5 separate regions of the Mus musculus genome follow, and all the other regions are linked to region 3. A link is a loop called in an ENCODE intact Hi-C map of the cell type or tissue named here. Cell type or tissue: left cerebral cortex. All regions are shown on one strand. Region 1 holds the start of Gm33693 (a long non-coding RNA gene). Region 2 holds the start of Scg2 (secretogranin II). Region 3 overlaps Gm29536 (predicted gene 29536). Region 4 has its middle 28 kb from the start of Gm24160. Region 5 overlaps Gm38631 (a long non-coding RNA gene).

Region 1 (5,000 bases), 120 kb after region 3:
CTGTGAGGATCCAATATTGATGGTGTCACAGAAGTCAGAGATCTCGAACCAGACCAGTGACTCATTGCAATGAACATCTGCAAGTGAAGATGTGTGGTCACAGGGATATACTGTGGGACACACTGTGACATACTGTAGCTTTCACAATGAGAGTTTTCTATGCTTTTGTTATTGTTGTTTGTGTTTTATTTGTGGGGGGAGGTTGCAAGGGTGAGTGGTGGATATGAGGGCATGGGGGGGATAAGAGGGACTGGGATGCATGATGTGAAACTCACAAAGAATCAATTAAAAATGGTTTTTTTTAATGTGTGGCAGGGATACTAAAGATTTTCACATTTTGCTTATATTTTAGTTGTACTTGTCATAGCCTATAGAGTCAGAGACCTTCTGACTTCTTGCTGTATTTCAGCCCCCAGTGGGGAAACTGGGATGCTTGAAACAGCCAATGAATGAGTAAAACACTGCCTAGTTTTCCTCCAGGTTCACTGTTATCATAAACTCATAAGTATTTAAGTATATGCTACTACAGTGTGTGTGAGTGTGAGTGTGTGTGTGTGTGTGTGTGTGTGTGTATGTGCACGTGTGTATATGTGTTGGTATATGTATACTTGTGTTGGTGTGTGTCTAACTGTGTCCATGTTGGTATGTATAAGTTTTGGTGCGTGTTATGTTATTGTGTGTCTGTATATTTGTATGTGTGTTGAAGTATATATATGTGTGAGTGTTGGCATGTGTACAGAATCATGTTTGCATATGTGTGTGTGTGTGCGCTCATGTGTGCATTTACCAAATCCTAGTTTCTGAAGCACTGATGTCCAAGAAACTATGATTTCTTTTTTTTTTTTCTACCTTTAGCTATCTAGTTGAGAAAAGTAGAATGTTATCTTCTCAGAATGTCCCACTACTAAGAGACTTCCAACCCTGTGATAAACTATGCATTTGAACTGTTTTATACTCAAACTGGATCGTCCCTTAGTAAGCGAGAACTCAACCCATTTCTAAGGCAGGTAAATCAGGACAACCTCACTAAGGTCAACACTAGAGTGAAGTAGAGGCCTGTGACAACTGAGAGAAGGCAAGCATATGACAGAGCCACTGCTTACCCACAGCCAAACACGGCTGAAAGTGCCCCCTGCGCACCGCTTCCACCATCTCCCCAGCAGCCCTTGGTTAACCGTTACTTCCCACCAGCTCCTCATCTTAGAAATGCTTTACCCCACAAGCCACACTTCCAATTAACTCTCTCATTCCTCTGTCCAAACCTAGTTTAGATTACCTTGGGGACCAGTTCTCACATCCACCAAAGTGGGGGATGAGAACTCTTTCTCATCTCTGATCCTTTGGGATTACCTGCCTGACAACAAGGCCATTGTGCTAATATTGCAGACCAGAGAAGAGGTGTGAGTCTAAGCCCTTAGCTCCTCCACAGACAGAATCTCCTTGGGATGGAGGCAGCATCAGCTTTTAGAGCTGAATATTGAAGCACATTTCCTGAGGAGGTAAATGTTGATGGGAACAGGCAGGCTCCGTCAGTTCTGGCCTCCACCGTGACCTTTTCTTCTCTGGGCCAGAGTGTGACCCATTGTGCCTGAAGGGTTGGAGGACACAGCACTAACTCTCATCCCTGGGCTAACGCTCATTTAAAAAGGTAAACAGCACTGTGGCCCATTTGGCCTCAGAAATGGACTTGGTGGTGTGGTGCCTCGAGGAAGCCAATACTGTCCCATATGGCTACCCAGCTTTCAGTGGAAGAAAATCAAGCGTTTGCATTGGGACCAATGGAAGGCTGAATGAGCCCTGGAGGATGCTTGGGCTGGAAGGGAAGGTTCGGAAGTGCTGGAGGGAGAAAAGAAAAGGAAATAAGCAGAATGCAGACGGGTCGGAGCGGGAGCCCTGAGTTTCCTCTGAACTTTGTACGTGGAGACCTCGCACGTTCTCTGCCTTGGATGCAGTGATTGACAGAACCGCAGCTTGTTCCTGAAAACGCATCGGGATTTTTTTTCTCTCTCTGGTTCCGAGCCTGAAGGACTATTACTGAGAGTGATGCCTTGTATCTGTTTCTTTTTACCTCCACCGTCCCTCATCCCCCTCTGTGCTCTACTCTTCTCACTTCCCCAAGCTCATCTCTCCTTTCCTGTTCTTAGCCTTCTGTCCATCCTCACCAAAGTAGATGGAAAAATCGTCCTCTGGAGGGGAAAAACAAGCGCACTTCCTTGTCGAAGAAGTAAGCCAGTGCTTGTGCTTACAGCTTGTCTTAGGCGGTGTGCGAGTGCTCCCGCCTTCAGTAACTCCCGGGCACCAACTCCATGCCAGCCCGTGCAGATGGTATCTCTGCTCAACTCTGGGTGTTATAATAATTTGGGTGTCTCACGGTTTTCAGACAGATTGGAGAAAGGTATTGTGGGAGTGCAGTGAAAACGCTTTTAATTCTTTATAGCGTCCTCAATAAAGGCTTCTTGGCGGTGGTACTGTTTATGTTGGCTCTTGAAGGATACATAGTGTTGTTGTCGTCGTTGTTGGTTTGGTTTGGTTTTAGACAAAAATAAAAAATTAAAAAGACCTTAAGAATGAAGCAGAACCCCCAGGCTACAGGGCAAGTTCTATGCTAGCCTGAGCTACTTGGGAAACCCTGAACCACAAATAAATAAAACAAAAACAACCAAGACCTTAAAAGAGTAAAGGAAAATCATCCTAAGATGTGAAGCAATGAGGGCTAGAGATACAGCTCAGTTGGTGGAGGGTGTGCCTAGCGTTCTGGAAGCCCTGGGTCCAATCCCCCGCACTGCATTAAGAAAATAAGAATGGGGGACAAACGTGTAAGAGGTTGGAGGGAGGAGATCAGGAGTTCCCCTCATACTCGGTTACACAGCAAGTGCAAGGCCATCCTAAACTACAAAGACCCTGACTCAAAAGCGTGGGGCAGGGAGAGCTGGAGAGATGGCTCAGCAGTTTAGAGCTCTTCCTGCTCGTCCAGAGGTCCTGAGTTTTGTCTCTCGTATCCTCAAAGAGCAGCTCACAATCCCCTGTAACTCCAGACCCAGAGGATAAGACATCCTTTGGGGGTTTCCTTGGGCACATGCAGACATGTGGCATACACACACATGGATAAATCACAGACACATCAGTAACAATAAATCTAGAAGATGAACAGACATAATAGTCAAGCACTTGGAAGACAGAGGTAGGCAGATCTCTATGAGTTCAAGGCCAGCCTGGTCTACAAAGCTAGTTCCTGGACAGCCAGAGTTACAAAGAGAAACCCTGTCTCCAAAAAAAAAAAAAAAAAAACCTCAGAGCCGGGCGTGGTGGCGCACGCCTTTAATCCCAGCACTTGGGAGGCAGAAGCAGGTGGATTTCTGAGTTCGAGGCCAGCCTGGTCTGCAAAGTGAGTTCCAGGACAGCCAGGGCTACACAGAGAAAGCCTGTCTCGAAAAAATTTTTTAAAAAAATAAATTAAATTAATAAATTAATTAAATTAAATTAAGTACCTCAGGAGCCCTGTGCTCTCTATATTGTCATACAAGAACTAGAGACATGTAAGTGACTTAAGTTAAAAATTACCATGGTCACATTTTCATAGTAAGAAGATAGTTTTGGCTACTGGGTCGAGATGTGCAGCTAGGGTAAGTAAGCCCACAACAAGCAAAGCTCCTGCGGGGCTCGAGCAGGAGATGGTGGGGTCAGAAGCCTGTGCAGCACAGGTTTAGAAGAAACAGCCCCATGTTCTCACCACTCTGTTTCCAAAGCAACACTTCTGCCTCCCAGCTTTGCTTCATGGACTCAAACAAGAAAACAGTGCCTGCGTGCCAAGTCACGGACCGCGCTCATGTTTCCTTGGCTTGTTCTTGCGTTGTAAATAAGCTCTGGCACAGAATGATCGGTGGTGTGACACAGCAGTGATCACAATGATGACGAGGACGTAACCACCTACTTAGAACATGAGAGTGGACTCTGAACGTCCATGGAGATTTTCTCTCTTCTGGATTTGCCCTTTTCTCCATGCCCCTCCCTTATGGTGATGGAATTAGAAGGTGGAGATTTGGGGAAGCGGTTAAATCCTGAGGGCTCGGCCTTCGTGAATGGGATCAGTAGCGTTATACAAGAAGCAACCTACAGGGAACCGCTGACCTCTGGACACAACAGGATAGCCGTACTTAGGGATTCATAGCAGTTGTGACATCATGAACCACACAGACCCATGCAAGCTCAATCCAGACAAAATCTCAGCATGGAAGGGCAGAGCTAGATAGACGTCCCACCCCCCCAGCTAAGGCGCTATTGGCAACTGGTAGCTGTTCATGGACAGAAGAGCCTGTTTTCTTTAAGAGTGTAGCACCTGGTAAGTGCCATGCTCCCAGGAGTTTATACAGTACCAACTGTACTTGATTTAAAAAAAAAAAAGACATGGACTGGAAAGATGGCTCAGTGGTTAAGAGCACTGACTAAGTTCAATTCTCAGCAACCACATGGTGGCTCACAGCCATCTGTAATGGGACCCGATGCCCTCTTCTGGTGTGTCTCAAGACAACAACAGTGTACTTGTATATAATAAATACATAAATCTTTTTTAAAAAAAAAAGATTTAAAAAAAAAAAGACACAAAATTGGGTGGGTGGGGAAGAGACGAGGGGCGTTTGAGGAGTTTGAGGAAGGGTGATTATGACCAAAATACATTGTACAAAATTCTCACGGACCAAATAAGAAAATGAGAAAAAGAGGAAAAGAAGCTTGGGTAAGGTGTGTGCCCTTCCACTTGCAGGAAATATGTTAAAAGTACCACCTCTAACAGGCCTCAAGCAGGAACCAAATGCAATGACAGATAGAGCTGACCCCCTAGGCTTGAGAACAGCAAGCCGTACTTTTCTGTTATTTATAAATTGTCCTATCTAAGATATAATATAATACATATTATATAATAATACAAAAATTATAATAGCTCCAAACTAAGACAATGCTGAATACCAATTACTCCTTCACAAGACTTGAGGTTGTATTGTCAG
Region 2 (5,000 bases), 580 kb before region 3:
CTCTTTCTCCTCCTATTTCTTGTCACTGAATTTGAAGCTTGATGATTTAGCAAACTGACTGTCTAGCAAGTCCCAAGCATCTGTCTCTGCCTTCCCAGTGCTGGGGGCAGAGGGATATGCCTTGCACCTGGCTCTCACATGGGTGCAACAGATGGAACCCAGGCCCTCATGCTTGGGTAGCAAGTACTTTTACTGAACCATCTCCTCTGTACCTGTCCTTTTGATTATTAAAGGCATTGGTAGGTAAGGCACTGTCTTTAGAACTTTCAAAATTCTATGGATTTTGGTCTTTGTCCAACAAGTTAAGCACTCTATGAGTGAATTAACCTGGACAAGAGTGGCCTTCTGGATAGTGCTCTTTAGGCCTGTGCTGAATCTACTCATCAGTAAAGAATAATGAACCATGTGGCACTTCTAAGGCTGTGTTGATACTGGTAAGTTCATCTAATCCTAGAGAACTGCTAAACAGAAAACTAAGTGAAACCAGTGGAATGTAAAGTGAATAAGTAATAAACAAACAAACCAACAAATAAATTTTAAAAATTAAGTGAAACCCAGACCACCTTTGTTAAGACTTCAAAAATATCATATGTGTTTAAAAGCCAACATCCAAGGGAATGAGCTCATGTTACTAAAATGTCTCCTTGAGAAGCAAGCCTTGTATACTCAAGTCTTTTCAACCTAGTATGTGACCATGTTCTACCAACTCATTGTGAAGGATCAATATACACCAGTACATTGAATGTGTAGCCCCAGCATGTTCCAGTGAGGTCCATGTGAACTCATGTGATGCTCTCTCATCATTGAGGAAAATTAAATATCTTTCCCAGAGCAAATCAGTGAGGACTTCTGTGAAATTTTTTTCATAAGTTTTAAAACTATTTTAGTATTTATTTCATATTCATAAGTTTTGAACAATTCAACAGTGTTTTGTAGAGTAGGAAGTCTTACAAACCTAATAAAAGATCAGCTTAGGTCTATTAGCTGGAGGTCTCTCCTCCTCTTACTCATTACTATATAGATAGAGTCAACAACTAATAAGCCACAAAACTTTCTTTCTTTTTTTTTTCATTTTAGCATGTTTACTTTTTTGTTTTTTATTAGATATTTTCTTCATTTACATTTCAAATGCTATCCCAAAAGTCCCCTATACCCCCCCTCCCACCCTGCTTCCCAATCTACCCACTCTCACTTCCTGGCCCTGGCATTTCCCTGTACTGGGGCATATAATCTTCCCAAGACCAAGGGCCTCTCCTCCCATTGATGGCGGACTAGGTCATCCTCTGCTACATATGCAACTAGAGACACAGCTCTGGGGGGGGGGGTTGTGTGTGTTACTGGTTAGTTCATATTGTTGCTCCTCCTATAGGGTTGCAGACCCCTTTAGCTCCTTGGGTACTTTCTCTAGCTCTTTCATTAGGGGCCCTGTGTTCCATCTAATAGCTGACTGTGAGCATCCACTTCTGTGCTTGCCAGGCACTGGCATAGCCTCACAAGAGACAGCTATATCAGGGTCTTGTCAGCAAAATCTTTCTGGCATATGCAATAGTGTCTGGGTTTGGTGGTTGTATATGGGCTGGATCCCCGGGTGGGGCAGTCTCTGGATGGTCTTTCCTTCCGTCTTAGCTCCAAACTTTGTCTCTGTAACTCCTTCCATGGGTACTTTGTTTCCCATTCTAAGAAGGAGCAAAGTATCCACACTTCCTTCTTCTTCCTTCTTCTTGAGTTTTGCAAATGCCACAAAACTTTCAAAGCCTTCTGAATAGCCTTCTCTTTAGTGCTTTCCAATGTATATTAAAATAATCTATCTTTCATCCCCATTGATTAAAGCCTTCTTAAAGCCAGAAAACTATATTCATTTTTTTCTTTTCCCAGTAGTTCACAAACTATCTGGCACCTCATAAGCATCATAACTCAGTTGGTGGGTAGATAAAATTGGAATGTGATTGTTCAGTCAGCAGAGACTTTTAGAGGACCTCATACAACAAGATTCTCTCAGTTCTCAGAAATATATTTCAGTATATACAGGGTTAGAGGACTCACATCTTTAATAAAATAAAGTTAAAAATTTAGACCTGTATAAATTATTAAGGTACCTAATCAAGTTCCACGGCAAAGTACAGCCATGGTTATGAATTATAAATCCAAGAAGCGGTGGGTTAACTCTGACATTGTTCCTTGGATGGTTCTCATTCATTGAAGTTAGTCACCTCAACTTACTCAACCAAAACCTAGAAGTATTTCTGTGGTACTATGTTCTCTTGATGCCAAGAGGGCTCTAGGCATATGAAAATCTCTCAATCTCTCTCCCTCTCTCTCCCCCTTCCACCCCCACTCTCTCTCTTCTAGCAGTAATCCCTCCCTTCCTGGTAGGCAGTATGTTTTTTGGAGCACAGTTTCTTAGCTATCTCTTGCAACACCTGATTTTGCTGAAGATTTGAATGGCCTCATATAGAAGTATCAACAACTTGAGCGTCTGTGAACTCTCATTTTGAACACTGTGCTGAAAGAATTGGAGTTGATTCTCATTAAAAAAAAAATTAAGCATCTCACCTTTTTTGCTCAAACTAAACAGTTTTAAAACAGTTCTGCCTGGAGTCATGATATGAAATACGATCTATCATATTTGCAATGTTCTGTTCAATTGTGGCTGCACCAGGAAATGAGAACGTATTTCTTTATAGGCACAAATAAAAAGATAGTCATTATCTGTAAAATTCTTATGACATGGCAGCAAGCCCAAGAAACCTTTCTAAACAAGGCGTGAAAACGCAGAGATGTCCTTGCAATTAGTCATGTCTATCTGACAGATTTCTTCCTTTCTAAGGGAATTTGTGCTGAACATTTTATTTCGAGCCTCAGAGATAAAAGAAGGGGGAAGAAGCTGTAGTTTTTGCTACATAAGACAGGTGGCGTAAGCATGCAACGCTTTAAAAAAATATCTAAAGTGATTGTTTTCTCTCGGATTCTTTGAAAAAGCTCGCCTGCGCTGGGGTTTGAGGCTGAGCCGGTGACGTCAGCGTGGAATGCGGAGTCAGGCGCCCAGGCTCTCTATAAGCCGAGGAGCTGTCCGGTGCTGAAACGGCCCGAGCCCTCACTCAGCGGCAGAGAGGAGCATGCTTGGAGCCTTCCACATAATATAAGACAGAGGTAAGACTGCTTTCTCTTCTATTTACTGGAAAGTTCTCATTTGAGTGTCCCTCCCTGTTTTCCCAGATGAGAGGAAAAAGACCGTTGGCAAGCTTATATTGATAGAATAACCGGACAACCTGCTGCTTTTTAGGCAAGGATACTCTATACGTGTGTGCCGAAATGAGGGGCTCTGTGATTTACAGGACTTGTCAGAGAATATGCATTAACTATAATGTTACTGAGTAAAACTGTATGCAAGGAGAGCAGAAAAGTTGAGAATTTTAACGTCAACATGCCGATTAATGTAAAGTTAACCAAACCTTATGTTTTGATTCTTTCTCTAATGTGTTCTTTTTCTCCCAAGAGTCAGATATAGAACCAAAAATATAATTTTATATGCTTAATAATCTTAACAGACAGTTTAAAAGGATTCAAATGTCATCAATCATATGAGTCACAGAGGCAAAAAATTTAGATTTGTTTTCTTTCTTTGATATTCACCTTAAGGGAACTCTGAATTAATTATTAATTATTTTATGAACTGGTATATTCCAGAAGGGCTTATGTTATTATGTGCTAATTTTAGTCTTGAGAAAGCAGCTTAGAATAATTTTGAACATTGACATTTTCCCCTTTTCAAAGATGAACTATCACTTTGTGGGAAAGGTTCATGTTACTAGGAATCACAGAGAAATGATAACTTTGAATCCAGGGAAGAAAATATATAGATCGGTATGGACTGTGATTGTAATTTTTATGCGTTGGTTGGAAAAGCTGATATGTTACTTGCTGAAGAGGTTGATTGAAGCAAATTTATTTTTGTTTATCCTAACTAGGTGGGTTGTTTGAATCAGATTTACTCACATGTGTTGATGGTTCAGTGTCAATGTTCCAGCTGATTTCATAGGAAAGATGTTTTTTACTGTAAGGGGCATCAATAATAGCTGTCTGAGGAGACACAATGTTCCTACCATTTAGACTTCAGAAAATTAAATTTTAAATCAAACACTGTGTAAGGTGTTAGAACTATTAAAGCCATCTTCACTGCTTGCAAGAGCAGCTCCTAGAGAAATGAAGTCCTTTGAGTGTTAGAAGCAATAACGGTGTCATCTAAAGTAAACCAGAGTCAGCGACGAGTCGGCCATGCATGTTAGGCTGTGGTTCAAACTGCAATGTGCATTCTTTCTCTAATTCTACAGAAAAACCTCCCTTCAAAGTAGTGGGTTCTCAGATAATCACGTAATCCATATGCTAAGATGTGTTAAGAGTATGTCAAGATAATGATCTTAAAGCAAATGCACTCAATATGGCTTTCAAGATAACATTTAACATGACAGTAGTGAAAGCTGATTGCCAAAGCTAAATCAATCCTGAAGTAATATGAAATATATTATATACATATAGAACCCTTTTTATTTAAACTTCATTATATCACTCACAAGTTTATGGGTACAGTTTCTTGAAGAAAGCATTTGTTTATTTTGGAAATGTTCTGTGTATGCTTAAATAGCCTACTTGGTGGTAATCTTAATCAGCCTATGTATGTAAGCAAAGGAAGTTTCTATACCTACAACCTATTGACAGTTCTAAAAAAATTATAGCATTCATTATCAGCAAGATCTGTTAAGCAATATCTAGATGCTTAATCTAACAGGAAATCATTTTCACATAACTTTGCTTATTTGCCACAAACCAGGATGTATCGAAGACATGAATAAACTTATAGATTTATTTACATGCATTTGTTTACAAAAGAAATTTCAAGGATTGAAATAGCTTCTCCAATTATCAGCAATGCCAAGCAGGAAGTGTACAAGTGATTCCTCTTACTAATCCATCTGTGAGATTTTAAAAATATTGGAGAAAAA
Region 3 (5,000 bases):
TACATAGTAACTTTAACTTATGTAAAGTTGTTTAGAGAGTGACTCTATTGTACGTCAAAGCCCATCTGTCAATGATCTGCTTGTGTCACTCTCAGAGTCTCCAGCTTACATGACATGGTATTGTTTTCAATTAGCCAAAGTCTTCTTACACTCAGTTCATAGTTTTCACCAAAATTCCAGATAGTTAAGCTTTTGGACCACTGAACTCAAAATAAGTGACATGGTTAGAGAGTGTGTCATCGTGGTTTGGGTTAGATTTTCTTTGTAAGCAACCCAAACCCCATTGACGAGGCTTAAACAATATGGGGAGTTACTGGCTCATAATAATATCAACCCACTTCAGCCACTGCCAAGTCCTGGTTTTAACAACACTGGTACGTGCAAGCTCTACACACCATCTGCCGTGTTAAGATTTATGTAAATAAAGATGCCCTTCAGCCTCCGCAGTTGCACATTCTGAGCAGAATCCAGGTACATTTCCCCAGTATCTAGGTGAAAGGCTCAGAATGGTTTCCGCTAGCCTGAGTTTGGTCATATGACCATATGGTCATCATATGATGATCTGCAGGGCCATCACAGGGACTCTTAATAGTGCTGAAGTATGGGAAAGACTCATGGACCCCAGCAGACCAGATCAAACGAGAATGGAATCACTTTATAATGGGTTACAGAGTCCAACTTAGTTTTGATATAGGTCCATTTTCCAGGAAATTAGAAGATTCCAATCAAGACAGTAAGGAAGTCCCCTCTGTTTTAACCCTAAAAGGGCAGTTTTGAAACAAACAGCATGTTCTTTATTCTGTTCCCCTCTTCAGGATTTTTTTTCTTCTTTTTTTTTTCTGCCTGTGTTGTCTTCTGCCTCTGATCAACTCACCAGAAACCCATTCTATTTCAGTCACAAACTAAAAACTCAATTAAGGTGCTTATGCTAAAGTTGTCTGTGTTGACAGTGGTCAGGCTTTGCTCCCGTGGTAATCCTGGACTTCAGTCCCTCGGATTCTGGGTAAATTGGAAAAAGGAAACAGTAAGGACGATAATGGAAGAAGAAACCAAGGCACCGTGACAAGAAGAATAGAGAAGGCAGAGAAAGAAAAACAGACCGCAGTGAATTTCTATAGAACTTCATTTGGGTTTCTAGGGGGTTTGATACAAGGAAATCTTGGGGTAAGCATATATTGAGTCATGCCTAGGAGTAACACTTCTAAATGTCCCATATGGGGGACGATAAACTCAACACTGATCCTCTCCAACATACAGTACCTTGAACATTAGGTCTTTTTAAATAAAGCATATTTTTTCTTGATTACAGTATGTTTCTATTGCCACCCTCATAACGACTTTCACACTTTTTTGTCTCACTTTGGAATAAAACTTTCAGTGTGAAATTTCTCTTCTATCTTCACTTTGATTATGTGAGCAGTTTCTCAGTCTTGGTTAAGTCTTTCTGGAATATCATTTTCTCCTAAAACAGGAAGTAGGGGAGCCAAAAATAATCTTTCCTTTAGCCTAGTAGCTTTCCAGTGAATGTTGCTGGAAGGTTTAATAAAAGGCAGTATTAGCAGCCAGCAATTTCCAAGCTGGTACTGCACACACGGCAGCATTTTAAATCTTCAGGAGAGATTTCCTAGATAAATGTCCTTCTCTGTGCACAAAGGCCCTATTTCCTTGAGGAGTGGGCTTAGCTCTGCCTTGCTACCCACTGCAGGCTTCTCTGCTACTGAAAGCTTATACTCACTTCTGTAGTAGTCGGTGTACTTAGTGAATCAGCCACACATGCCACAGGCACCCCGTCCTCAAGCCTCCATAAATCCTGCCAGGCCATGGAAGCCAAGAAACAGATCTGTCCTCTATTCAAAGGCCGCAGAGCCAAGAACTCCCCCAAGTTCTTGCGTCAGAATGACTGATCTTTAACCACACTGGGTGTTCTTTCCTGACCCCACCTGGCAAGTGACCATAACATCTCTTGGAATTATCTACCTCGTCAAGGTTCCCAGTAAGGAGCCAAGGGTCAGGAAGTTGCCTCTACCACTTTCCAGCAACGTGTGGCATCCTTATTCAGCCACACAGCCTCTCTCTCACCCCTTCCTCATCACAGTATTTTGTATTTTGTTTATCGAGTTGGTTTTGGTTTTGTCAATATGTATCGTGTTTCACATGTTGACAAAAGGGTCCTATGCATATGGCCAGGCAAAGCTATCTCTAAGCCTAAGCCAGCCTTCATTCCTGCATCTCCTTTTCCACAGAAACTGATTCCATGTCCGAACCTGCTCTAAGACAGCCAACTCTAAGCCAGTCAGAACATTTTGCAAGAGTTATTCAAGGAAGCATCCTGCTTCCTGCTGGACTTGAAGCTGAGCCAATGCTGGGGACCCAGTTAACAGTTTGCCTGGGAGTTTCCTGGCTTTAACACTGGAAGTCCCACATCTGAGGAATCTCCTTGGTGTTCTGTCACTTGAAGTGATGTGGGGGCTGGAGCTGCTATAACCATATTGTCACGTACAACCTAGCAATCAAACCAGCAGAGAACAAAAGGCCCCAGAGAGGTAGAAAGTCCTTGTACCCCTTTCTCCCTTTTCACAGCCCACCATGCTCTTTAGGCCAACATAAATAGAACTTCCTGATACTCTTCACAGGCAATCTTTTCACTAACATACAGCTCCATGATGTAACACAGGTTTAACTTCCCGGAGGCTCAGGTAATGCAGCTGTGAAACCAGAATGACATCTTCCACAAATTAAATGTGACAGCGACATCAAGAGCCTATCTGAGTACCTACCATACAATAACTGCCAAATAACTTTTGTCCCTTTTCTTCTATAAGCTAGAGACCTCATAAACACTACAGGGAGATGGTAATAGATTAAAGGAACAAGAGCTGCACCAGCTCTGATTGTTCATCACAGGGGCAACTGAGAAGCAGCTGAAGAGTGACCTTGCTGAAGTCCTTCAGCTAGTGACAGCCCAGACTAGAAGAAGATCCCCTGAGCTCTGCCTCAGTTCTTACCACTCCATCATGAACTCTGCCCTGCTTTTCTGGCCTGGAGATACTAAGCTGTGGGTGCCAGGAGAGAGTGAGTCTCTCCCAGCCCAAAGAGACGACACCCAGGCATCATGACTGTAACATGACAATCAACAGCCATAGCCAGACCAAGGCCATCCTCAGTGGATGTCAGGCCAGGGTCCTCAAGGGAAATGACCACTGAAACTCTTCTACTGTAATAGGATCACCTAACCAACCAGAACATAAGCTGTAGGCAGAAGCTTGAGCTTATGCCATGGAAACCCCTTCTCCCGCTAACTCCTAATAGTGAAGCATTATCTCTTATGGCTGCATGCTTGGTCCCTGTCCTGAAAATGTATATACCAAGGTGCTAATCCCACCAGTGGGGTAATATTGGAGGGAGCATCTTTGGGAGTTATTTGGATGTGAAGGGGAGACCCTTATCCTAGGGTCAGTGTTCTTGATGACGAGATGGTCACTCGTGTTCCTCCACGATCTCAGATGACTGGCCCTCAGAACTGAAGCTTCAGTTTGTTTCACCCAGCCCTTGGTATCTGTTATAGCAGACATAGCTGACTGAGATTGAATCAATAACCTATTGTTAATTGTAAGATTAACACACACACACACACACACACACACACACACACACACACACACACACCAAGCAGATTAAAGACCAGGAAGGCATGAGAGTCCTGGGCTTTGTTGTCACCTGAGGAATGGCCCAGTGCTTAGATGTTCTGTTCTCTCCTCTAGGTTGGACATAGAGCCAGGGCTCACCAGTAGAACCAGTCAGCTGCACTGGTGATTTATTTGCTGTGTCCACAGCCTCCTCTATTACAGCCTGGGCTGGTTTTACTCTAAGATGACTTGAGGTCATAAAAGGAATAGTCTCCTTGACTGCCACATGTTTGGAAGAGATATTTGGGACATAGTGGCCAAGTGAGTTCCCCCAGGACTTCTGGGCTTGAGCCCAGCGTTTCAGAAAGTCTAAGAGGAATGTACAGTACTGAACTGAGGGAGTTTTTCTTGCTACAATGCAGCAGCCACCTCTGCTACCTCAGGGTCAGAAAGGGGAGCATATCACCCACTGTGCACTAATATGTTCCCATGTGGCTAAGAAGGTTGGAGACCATGACTGAAGCAATGGGTCTAGCCATAACCTACATTTAGTGGTGCAGAGTTTAAGGGCCCATCTTAGCATATTTCTCAGCCCCACAGGTTCTTAACTACCTGCCAAGGAGCACCAGGATAAGATCACGATCTTAGCATCAGTTTCATCACTGGTAAAGCAGGATTTGAGGTCCTGGCTTCATTCAGAGGCCAAAAGGAAGACTTTCTCCTTCCTGCCCTTTGCCTATCTGAGCCTTTGGCCCCACAAAGAGGCAACACATCCAGATTCCTCACATACTTAGGGCTTTTCACCAGCTCTTAGGGGTCTCAAAATCATCTCCTTCATGTTCTCCCTCATCCCAAGTGTAAATGCAAGCAAAGGCCCCCTCAGCAACCCACTCACATCACTTCGCCTTCACTGCATTCCTTAACTTCCACAACTTGAAAAACAAACCAACGAAAGCCTAATTTTAAAGACTTAAATATTAGATGTGATGGTATACACTTGTAATCCCAGCCATTAGGAGGCTAATGCTGTAAACTGGAGGATAACAATGCTAAGTCCAATTTACATAAGGAAACCCTCTCTCAAAATATGAAACCAAAGGGGAAAAAGTTAGGGTACGGGGGAGGAAGCTAAGCATATGTGTTTCCAAATACCCAAAAGACAGCCCTACCCAGACACCAATAACTAAAGGACAGCTTGCTCTCTCTCTCTCTCTCTCTCTCTCTCTCTCTCTCTCTCTCTCTTTCTCTCTCTCTCTACTGGGCCAGAATCAGGATGAAACTTTAGGAAGCTTTTGCCTCATTAAGCCTGGGTTAATCAAGGGAAGAGGGCTAAGTGTGATCACTTGTTAGTAGACTTATAAAAGTTGCTAAGCT
Region 4 (5,000 bases), 620 kb before region 3:
AGCGGAAGGGGCTTCTGCCCCAGGTCAGGCCCGGGTAGTCTGCTTCCCTATGTACCGCAGTGTCAGGTTCCGCGCGATTGGATTGGGGCCGGCGCTGTGTTCCACTCACCAGAGGTCTTAGGATCCCGTGGGGAATCCTGTGTGGGCCCTTGCGGGTTTCAGGCGACTCCGCTGGCAAGGTAGCCCGGGGCTCGAGTCACTTTATTTCTTCTTTAGGGCCCTGTATTAATTACTTTTTTTCTCATCTTGACAAAACCACCAACTAAAGCACTTTAAAGTTTATTTTGACTCCTAATTTCCCAGGACTCAATCCATCATGGTGCAGAAGGCATGGTGATGGGAGCAGCCCCACCACTGGCTGGAGTGTGTGGTGAATCTTAGCAAATTGTAGAGAAGACCCCTCAGGTGAGGACCAAGAGTAAACATGGATGTTGAAGGTCTGGCCCTAGTGACATGTATCTGTCTCTGTGCTTTATAGTTTTCTAAAACAATGTCACCAGCTGGGGACCAAGTATTCAAATACAAAAACCTTCAGAGAACATTTCAAACCCTAATTAGCCCTACTTCCAAATACAACCATATTGAAAGTGGAGTTTCTACCTATGAATTTTGAGGCATCTTTTGGACAAACATCCAGCCCATGGCATGAATATCAATTGCAGATGAAATTTCAGTAGCCAGGAAGACTGACTAAATGTACAAAATATTCTCACAACAAATTGTTATACTATGGTTCAATTCTAATTCTTATTTGGGCTTGAAAGAAAAGGAACTACTATCAGAATTTAAGAGAATTCAGACTCAGAGGGAAAATACGGACAAGAAACTGATTTCCCAGGGACATCGTAAGTCATTGATGAGTGGTGCTAAGTCCTGGGAAGTAAGATTAAGTGTGTGCTGCTCACTGGGAAGCAGAAGAAAAGCCTTATGGGTAGATCTGTGACACAGTCCTCTGAGAAAAAGAGGACAGAAAATCTTTACCCAGTGGTTTAGAGAAGGATGAGGAAATGTAATATCCATCTCTGAGAGAAACAGACTTCTATGAAAAGAAGCTGTGGCTTTCAGTTCTTCCTTCATGAGAATACCTCGGGTTGTCTGTCGCCCGAGTGTATCCCTGAAACAGGTGTTGCAACCAGTTGGTGCTGTGATCCTTTAAGAGATAGAACCTATGGTTGGCATGTAGCTCAGTGGTAGAGTGCTCGCTTATGAGAGTAGGGTCCTGTGTTCGATTGTTACACTGAAAACCAGGAAGAGGTGCTGCCTACTGAAGGTGGCAAGACCATCAACGTCAAAGGGGTTCCATAGAGTGAGCTTCCTCTTGAGAGGATGTTGTTGTAATATAATGGCTCTTGGGTCTCTTCCTCCCTTCTTACAGCACTCTACTGTGACATCATCTGTCATGAGGTTTCCACCAAATGCTTGACCAATGGGATTACCAAATCTTGGAGGCTCCAAACCTGTGAGCTATGTAAACTTGCTTTCTTTATAAGATGTTCACTTAAAAAAAAAAAAAAAAAAGAAACTGTTGCTTTGATTCTGCCTCCCAGACTGGTATATCCACTCGCACAGTGCAAAATTCCAAGCAGAGAAATTACAGCAAAACTTTTCTAAGCCATAAGCATCCCTGGGTTCTCAGCAGAATGAGACAGAAGTTACTCCTTAAGGAACCGGTTTAATTCCATGGGAAATTGCTTGGCATTTCATCATCTAAGACAGAAAGACCTTAATAAGTTGCTTGTGGGGATTTTTTTTTCTACACATATTACACATCCGCATCTGCATGTCTGTCCATGAATCCCATTACCACCGTAATCGTTTTACTTGTGGAAAGCAACATTCTCTGTGGGGGAGATGTGGCTAGCACTTGCTATCAAAAAAAAAAAAATTGAAGCAAAAGCAGAATTTAGGGAAAGATAAGCCATGAAAATATGGCTCAATAAGAAACAATCACAAGCTAGCCAAGGTGACGTAGTGATACTCTGTCTCCAAAACAAACAAGCAAGTCAACAAACAACAAAAAGCAAATAATGCGGTTGCCCTAGAGGATTGTAATTGTACAAAACCATTTCCATTTGATTGACTTATACAGGTGTGTCTCTGAGCAAAGAGATTTCCAGACCTACTCACCCCTTCACATTAATGCCTTCTGGTTATCTCCTTCAGATCCAATTAAAGTCAAAGAAGTATTGTTTTCTCCAGAGCATCCTGTGGGGATGTATGAAAGGCACGATGCATCTGCAGGTTGCTTGGATGAATTCAGTGTCAATATGTCTCTTGCAAGTGGCCTAACAAGGGCGGGATGAGCAGCAGAGGTGCCAGTTTGCTGGAAAGGAGGTGCAGTTTCTTTTCTGAATTCTGAGTAGTTACTTAGGAGATCTTCGAACCCTGCACTAGAAATGCACAGCCTTTCCTGGAACCGGTGGACAACTTTCTGCCTCCAGAAATAGCTGGCTCTATTTTTTTTTTTTTTGTAATGTTTTGGTGAAAGCTAGCTACTTCCTTCCCTTTCTGGTAGGTTCTATCTAATTGAGGGCACACTCCAAAGGAAAAATGGGCAGGAAAAGGTAAGATACAAAGTTTTAATCATAAAATTATTTTTAAAGAATCCCACAGAACCTCTGTAGTGTTGAAGCCAGGCTTGCAGGCTCATGGTACTGACTTCCTTGTCCAATTGTAAAGTGAGAGATTAGAATAGCCATACCCGAATCTTGGCTGGACGCACCAAGCCTGCTTACTGAGCATGTGGCACACATTCCTAACATGCAACAGCATTTCTCATCCACCACCTCTTTCTTAACACATAGGAGTCTTTTTTCTCATCCCTCTTGGGAGGTAGGCGGAACCATATGACCCACCATTGGGCTCTTGCAGGAGCCGGAATGGGACTGTTCTGGAGTACAGTTGCAAATGTGTCACGGTAACACTCTCTGAGGAGTCTAACACCGGGTTAAAATCCTCTGTGTGACAAAAAGCTCAGAGTCATGTGGCAAATACATAGGCCACATGACAGTAAGAAGAAGCTGGCCTCCTTGCATCAGTCTTGGTACACAGTGTTCTTTGGAGGAAGTTGTATTTAAAGACCAGGTTCTTCTCTTCCTCCCACTGCCTAGCTAGGTTTCCATTGAAAGCATCCAAAAAAGCATAGGGTATTGAAGATCTTTTCCTTCACTCTGACTCAATGCTTTCTCACTCTTTGACTACCCCCACCCATCTTCTAGTCCCCAGGTCTATATGCTAGGAATTTTTCTCAGATCCTTTCCCAAAGCTCTGCACCTTAAACTATGATGCATGTCACCTGATCCTTACCTGGAACTTCATCCCTGCTTTAAGAAATTAAGAAGTAAATGAACTGTGTCAAAATCAACCTTTTCTGTTTAGAAACTCGCTTCTGTTACCCTGGTGAGCAAACAAAAGGTGGCTTGCTTTTTTCAGTTTGGCTTATTATTTTACATGACCTCCACACACACAACATAGCTAACAAATCTGCTATAGTTGTGAAGATCCCTGTGGTCCAAAGCTGGGTGTAGATGCCACAAGACTGAAACAGCCTCCATTGGAAAACAGCAACTAGAGCAACATTCTCAGATCCAAAGCCGAATAAGGGTACTGATTTTTACTATAGTGTTATCAAAGTTTAATATAAGGGAAGTGCAAACCAAACTGGAAGGAATAACGTCTGCCATCTCAGGGCTGTACAGAGGTCTAAAGTGGCAGGAGGTTTAAAAGGATAAATGTTTCAAGACAGAAGTGATGAAGGACCACTTGTTTAATATGGCTCAATGAGTGTTGAGCTCCTTCAGGACTTTCCAACTGTAGTTGTTAGTCTTTACAGAGGACAAGAAAAAAATAAAAAAAGAGAGAGATGATGAGAGGATGAGAGTACTAGTGAGACAATGTTGGAGAAGAAAGTAAAATTTCATGAGTGAATACAGTGCTTACCCAAAATCTGACATGTTGTTCATTTGTATTACTCCATCAGGTAGACTACCCAGCTTGATGGAGTTGTTGAAGAACAGGGACAGTGCAAGTTTCAGTTATGGCTTTGACTTCAATGGTATCAGGCAGAGTTTATAATTTGCTCCTTTAACATTTAACACTCCTCCATTGCTGGTGGGAGTGCACACTTGTATTATCACTTTGGAAATCAATTTGGAGGTTTTCAGAAACATGGAAATAATTCTATACCACTGGTGGGCATATACCCAAAAGATGCCCCACCATTCCATGAGGTATGGACCATAGGTGAGGACACTTGCTCACCTATGTTCATAGCAACTTTATAATAGCCAGAAACTGAAGACAATCCAGATTTCCTCAACTGAAGAATGAATAAAGAAAATGTGGTTCATTTTCACAATGGAATACTATTCAACCATTAAAAACAAAGACATCATGAAATTTGCAGGCAAATGGATGGAATTAGATATTATCATGCCAAGTGAGGTAACCCAGACCCAGAAAGACATGCATGGCATGTACTCACTTACAAGTGGACACCAACTGTAAAGTGTAGGATAACATGCTACAATCCACAGACCTCCCCCCCCCCAAAAAAAAAAACCTAAGTAACAAGGAAGGTCTAAGGGAGGATGCTTGAATCTCACTCAGAAGAGGAAATAAAATTGACATCAGAAGTAGATGGAGGGAGAGAACTGGGTGGGAGAGGTGGTGAGGAGGGGATTAGGTGTGGAGAAAAAGGGGAGGTAGGAGAGGGCTGGGAGAGAAATCAGTGAGGGGCATCTCTGAGACAAGGCGGAGACTTGGGACAGGGGAGGCTCCTGGGAGTCTATTGCAGAGACCCTAGCTGAGACTCCTAGCAGCTGGGGATATGGAAACTGAAGTGATCACCTCATGAAGCCAAGTGGGAATTCCAATGGAGGGAAAGTGCCCACAAAACCTTTGACCCAAAATTTGTCCTGCCTACAAGAAGTGCAGGTTTAAAGACAAAGCAGAGATTGGCCAACTAATGACTGGCCCAACTTGAGACTCATCCCATGGGA
Region 5 (5,000 bases), 130 kb after region 3:
TACCTCAGAGAAATAGCCACAGTCTCCTGTTCTTTGTAGACTTATTCACTATAGCAGAAGTATAGAATTGATTGAGGCATCAGTGATACATGTACAAAAAAATGGGGGATACACAGGTGCATGCACACACATGCAGTGAATATTATTCAGCCATGAAAAGGAAGAAAATCTTGCCTCCTGGGAGAATGGGGATAAACCTGGAGGGCATTTTGCTAAGCAAAAGAATTTGGAAAAAGAAAGACAAGGATTGCAGGATCACACTTGTAAATGGAATCTTTTAAAGGCTGGTGGTTGCCAGAAGCCGGGAGGGAGGCAGTGGCAGAGATATGGGTCAAATGTTGTTCCTTTGAATGCATGAACCAGGTATAGAAAAGGCTCTTAGAAGTTACAGGTTAAGCCGCCTGTTGTTTACCACTCTAGAGGCGATTAGACGTGGAAGAGTGGAGTTGATAAATGACGTGGACTGAAGCCCCATGCGATAGCTGACTTTATTCAGAGCATCAGACAATTTATACCCTCAGAGTTAAGAAGAATCACACCAATGAAGTGTGCAGTCACAAGAACAAGCTGCACATGGCAAAAACATGTTTCTCCATAGAGGCATATGGACAAAAAAAAACAATATCCAGGGGTAAAGAATAATCTGGAGTAAATTCACTCCTATCTGCTACACGTGGGAGGGGCACAAGAACATGTTCCATGTTTTTAAGAAGCTGAGGTTACAAGACTCTTGTTTTCTTGACGTTTTCTCACACGCACACAGACTTTTCCTCACAAGACTCCATTCTTGAACTGCCTTCTGACAGCCTGTGAAGGAGCAGCCCTTTCCAATCCTTCGCACATAGACTCTCTGAAACGCAATCTCACCCTTGTGTTTACAGTAAGGCTTTGCTTTTACATTCTAATTTCTGCTCTGCGACATTTGTCACAGTTCCAGTTTGAGTACTACAGTCTTCAGCAGTTAAGGGGAGGCGTCATGTCTAAGAGAGAAAGCTGAACTATAAAGACCTGTCTGGGAAGGAGAAGGGCGGGGCGGGGAAGATTATCCATACAGGGCCTGATAGCAGAGACCCCAAGCTCCTGGGATCAGGAGACCCAGCTTCCAGTGCTGCTTTCCCTCAGCTGCAAAGAGACTTCACTTTAAGTGCTTAAGTGCTTCATCACCCAGTACCTCGTCTCCTTATGCGTCACGTGGCAATTAGGTACAAAATGCTGGTGTGTTTCCCAGCATCCATATGACATAAATATCATGTATAACTCCAGTTCTAGGGGATCCAGCACCCTCTTCTGGCCTCCTTGGACATCAAGCACACATATGGTATATATATACATACACATATACATACATACATATAAGCAAACACCCATACATATAAATAAAAATAAATCTTTTCCTTAAAGAAGCAAGTGACTGATATACCTAACTTGGGTGAATCTCACAGATATACGATGCAATGAAAGAAATTAAGCATCGCAGAGCACACCCTGCATGATTTCATTTACATGGAGACTGGAAAGAAAGCAATTGTGAAGGAGGTCAGAAGGAAAGGATTTCCTGAAGGATCTCGGCCCAGAGGGTCATGCTGGGAGTCTTCGGTAAGAGTCACATGACAACTATGTAAAATATGCACCTAAGTTAAAGTGGTCACATGTAGAGTTCAGGGATAGGTACTTTAATGCAAAAGTAGTCATACAGTAGTTAAGTCCAAAGGAACAAGTGAATTCCAAGAGAGAAGCAGAGATGGGTCGGGTGGCCTTAACATTTAAGGATGGCAAGCTAAGTGACAGGAAAGGAGCAAAGGATCCAGAGACGAGGAGGTAATGGATATAGGAAGGTGTGTGGGGCCGAGGGAGTGGCAAGGAAAGATGGAGAGGGTGATGCACACTCATAAGTAGAAATGACATATATGAAAATGTGTGTGTGTGTGTGTTGTGTGTGTGCGCACACGCACGCGTTAGTTTGTATAGAAATTTGGTGAAAGGGTTATTTCCTTTTCCTATTGCTATAACAGAATACCCACTACTAGGTTTTCTAGCGAGCCCATGAGAGCAGCTCAATGGACAATTAGCAAAGTACAAGGTCTCAAGCGACCTAAGGAAGGAAGGGCTTGCTTCAAGCTGCCACCCTCAGTAGCAAGGCAGAGGAGACAGCAGGAACTTGAAGCAGGCGGTCACGTTGAATCTAGTCTGGCTACATAGGGAGAGGAATGAATGTCAGTGCGCAGTTTTCTCAGAGTTCTGTACTCCAGAACCCACTGCCCGAGGGATGGGCCTGCCCACAGTAAAGACAATTCTTCCCACCCCGATTAATCCAACCAGGTGAAACTGGATCCTGTTGATCTGACAACACTCCCTATGAGAGTAAACGCCTACAGGTGACTATTCTCATACTTTGAATGTGTTTGTATACTTCTTTCCCTCCATTTTGATTATAAATGTCCTAAGCACAGAAACTTGGTCGTCTCAGGTTGATCTTTTTCAAACTGTCTACACCTGCTTCTTCCCAGCAACTTCACACACTTGATGCTCTTGAAGGACAGAATACAGCACGTGTGTCCTGGGGTTCACATTGAGATCAGCTCCCTCTGTGAGGAAGGACTTTGATACCAGTCCACTTGTCCCAAAATGCATCGTCTGGAGTCTCAGGCGCTCTGTCTGTGAGTGAGGTAAAAATAAATTGCTTAAAATTCAAGAAGACATTTCAGAGAAACAGAGACTAGATGAACACAGCCCCCGTGGCAATAAAGCAGACATCGAAGGATCCAGACAGAGTTCTGAAGGAGGAAGACAGGGTTGCCTTGCCCTCGGGTCTCATTAGATGAAATAACACAGGGAGGTGACATCTTTAAAGATGTTTAGAAGTTGCCTGCACGATCGTGAAATTGCTAGTGGCAGTATTAGGTTTTCAAAATACGCAGAGGGAGCCCATGAGAGCAGCTCAATTGGCAATTAGGACAGCAGAGGGTCAGAAGCAGCTTCCTGCTCTTCCAGCAATGAGTCACAAGCTGCTAATTAAGAAATCAGTGACCTGTCAAAGGCTTGATATAACCTAATGGTCTATAGCCCTTGGTGGTGATGACTAAGAATATTGCCAGGTTTGGGATTTAATCTTTAACTTGACTTCCTGGGGTGATGAGAGGATGAACAGAAAAGTGGTCGCTTTGTTCATTGATGGATCCTAGATGCAGGGAAACATGTAATACCATAAAGCAAGGGGGATTAAGAATTTTAGCCTTCTGTGTTCTGCTTCGGTCCACACCACACCAACAGCCACATTTGAGTTAGCAGGCTTCCCGTACAGATGGGTTTCTTAGTAAGGCATGCTAGAACCCACACTGATCAGAGCCGATGATATCAGCCCTCACACCCTCCCTATGAAAAGATCATGTCAAAAGCTCATAAAGGAGACTGCAGATGTGGCTCAGTTGATTAAAGTGACTACCAAAAATAACTGAGGGCCTGAGTCCAGGTCCCCAACGCTCATGTGAAAGCTAGGTGTGGTGGTTCGAAACTGAGCCCTACGCTGGGAAGTGGAGACAGGAGGATTCCCAGAACCACTAAACAGTCAATGTGCTCTGGGCTCAGTGACTCTGGTAGTTTAAATGACAGCATGCAGCAGGCTTTAAATGACAGCACTGTGCAGGCCTGAAGAAGTGCTGACACAAGTCCACTAAGGTTGTCATTGGTTTATTATCTTCTGAGATGTCTGTGATAGGTGATCTTGATTGGGTCTAGGGTCAACTGAGAGATGTGCCTTAGGAGGGATCTGCCAGTGACTTTCCAGGAAGAAGTAACTGAGGGAAGATGCTCCCCCCACCCCCAGAGCAGGCGGTACCTTCACAAAGGGCCACCTGCCCCGCTGCTGGTGAGTTTGGCTCTCCTGGTGTGCTGCCACCACCCTTCACTGCCATCCCAAAGATCATGTTCAGACTTTGAATATGGATTGGAGACCAGCAGCTTGGTGCCAGATTGGGAATGCTGAAGCATTCGACTTTGTATCTGACCAGCTACCAGGTTCTGAGCCTCTCCTGCATGCAGACAGCCATTAACAAACTACCCAACCCCTGTGGGTAAGACAAGTTAACAAATACCCCGTATAATACACATTCATTGTTATCTGTGTGTGACTCTAGAACAGAAGTTCTCAACCTGGGGTCACAACCCTTTTGGGATCCAATGACCTTTTCACAAGAGTCACACATCAGATACTGCACATTCTATGCTTGCATTGCAGAGCATAACTGTTATGGGGTAGCAAGTAAATAAATAATCTTATGGTTGGGGTCACAACAACACATAGAACTATACTAAAGGGTCACAGCATTAATAAGGTTGAGGGCCACATCCTGAAAATTCCCAATACATTGTCTTATAACCGCTCTATTTCTTTACAAAGCTTGAACCATTTCCAGTCATTGCTCCATCCATGGAGAGAAAGTATGAATGTGTCGGTTGTGTCTCCATGTTTAAGACTCTTTGGAGGAAGCCAGTTATAAGCTGGCAGGGGGCCATTAAGGTCCCACAGAGGAGACATTCTCCAAATATCACACTTCATTGTCGGATTATGACTCTAAAGCTAGCCAAGACCTCCAATACAAGGTCCTCCACTGGTCTTGATTTCTCTACTGATAGTGGAGAAGGCTCCTCTGGACTAGTGCTGGGATGTTGCCATAAAAGATAGGGCTGCTGGCATAGGGTAGCGAGTCTCTTGGCATCTCGTGGAGTAATAATTTCCATGAAATTCAATAAGAAAGGATGGAGTAGCCACCATCATTCATTAAGAAAATGTTGGTTTTCCCCATGCCTGGAGAGCAGTCACCCCGCCTTGCTAATTGGCACTACTGTGGTGCTTAATCTCAATTATAATTAGATAAGATCTGGAACCACCAAGTTTCCAGGCCTGTGAGCATGCCTGTGCTGGGATTATCTTGATTAGGTGGACTGAAGTGGGAAGGCTCATCCACCATGGATAGCACCTTTCTGTGGATGCATAAGGAGAA

Evidence for each region. Peaks named below come from ENCODE experiments on the same cell type or tissue, not always from the same donor. Only the 100,000 strongest peaks of a DNase experiment are listed, where the experiment ranks them.
Region 1: it touches region 3 in a loop (7-fold over the local background); 5 of 42 quality-filtered maps call a loop at or near these places.
Region 2: it touches region 3 in a loop (3.0-fold over the local background); 3 of 42 quality-filtered maps call a loop at or near these places.
Region 4: a loop joins it to region 3, with 12 times the contacts of the local background. A loop is called at or near these places in 2 of 42 quality-filtered maps.
Region 5: a loop joins it to region 3, with 2.2 times the contacts of the local background. A loop is called at or near these places in 6 of 42 quality-filtered maps.

What each region holds. Positions count from the first base shown.
Region 1 is chr1:78,739,704-78,744,703 of GRCm38, reverse strand. The region is part of intron 3 of Gm38631 (a long non-coding RNA gene); the gene reads right to left. It overlaps Gm33693 (a long non-coding RNA gene), which reads left to right and starts at 3,924. Exons shown (of 5, transcript XR_865566.2): 1 at 3,924-4,339. In left cerebral cortex, no CTCF peak of the experiment used is centred here; DNase peaks (open chromatin) are centred at 2,294 and 3,831; H3K27ac peaks cover 340 bases.
Region 2 is chr1:79,438,106-79,443,105 of GRCm38, reverse strand. It overlaps Scg2 (secretogranin II), which reads left to right and starts at 3,080. Exons shown (of 2, transcript NM_009129.3): 1 at 3,080-3,150. In left cerebral cortex, a CTCF peak has its summit at 2,905; DNase peaks (open chromatin) are centred at 3,012 and 4,235; H3K4me3 peaks cover 2,340 bases; H3K27ac peaks cover 2,055 bases.
Region 3 is chr1:78,861,409-78,866,408 of GRCm38, reverse strand. All of the region lies in intron 3 of Gm29536 (predicted gene 29536), which reads left to right. Among named protein-coding and RNA genes, the nearest start is that of Kcne4, 47 kb to the right of the region's middle. In left cerebral cortex, no CTCF peak of the experiment used is centred here; DNase peaks (open chromatin) are centred at 354, 1,394 and 2,391.
Region 4 is chr1:79,483,563-79,488,562 of GRCm38, reverse strand. No RefSeq gene overlaps it. Among named protein-coding and RNA genes, the nearest start is that of Gm24160, 28 kb to the left of the region's middle. In left cerebral cortex, no CTCF peak of the experiment used is centred here; DNase peaks (open chromatin) are centred at 2,307 and 2,826.
Region 5 is chr1:78,728,337-78,733,336 of GRCm38, reverse strand. All of the region lies in intron 2 of Gm38631 (a long non-coding RNA gene), which reads right to left. Gm33693 (a long non-coding RNA gene) reads left to right here. Exons shown (of 5, transcript XR_865566.2): 2 at 1,443-1,596; 3 at 2,508-2,666. Among named protein-coding and RNA genes, the nearest start is that of Gm33693, 9.9 kb to the left of the region's middle. In left cerebral cortex, no CTCF peak of the experiment used is centred here; a DNase peak (open chromatin) is centred at 2,703.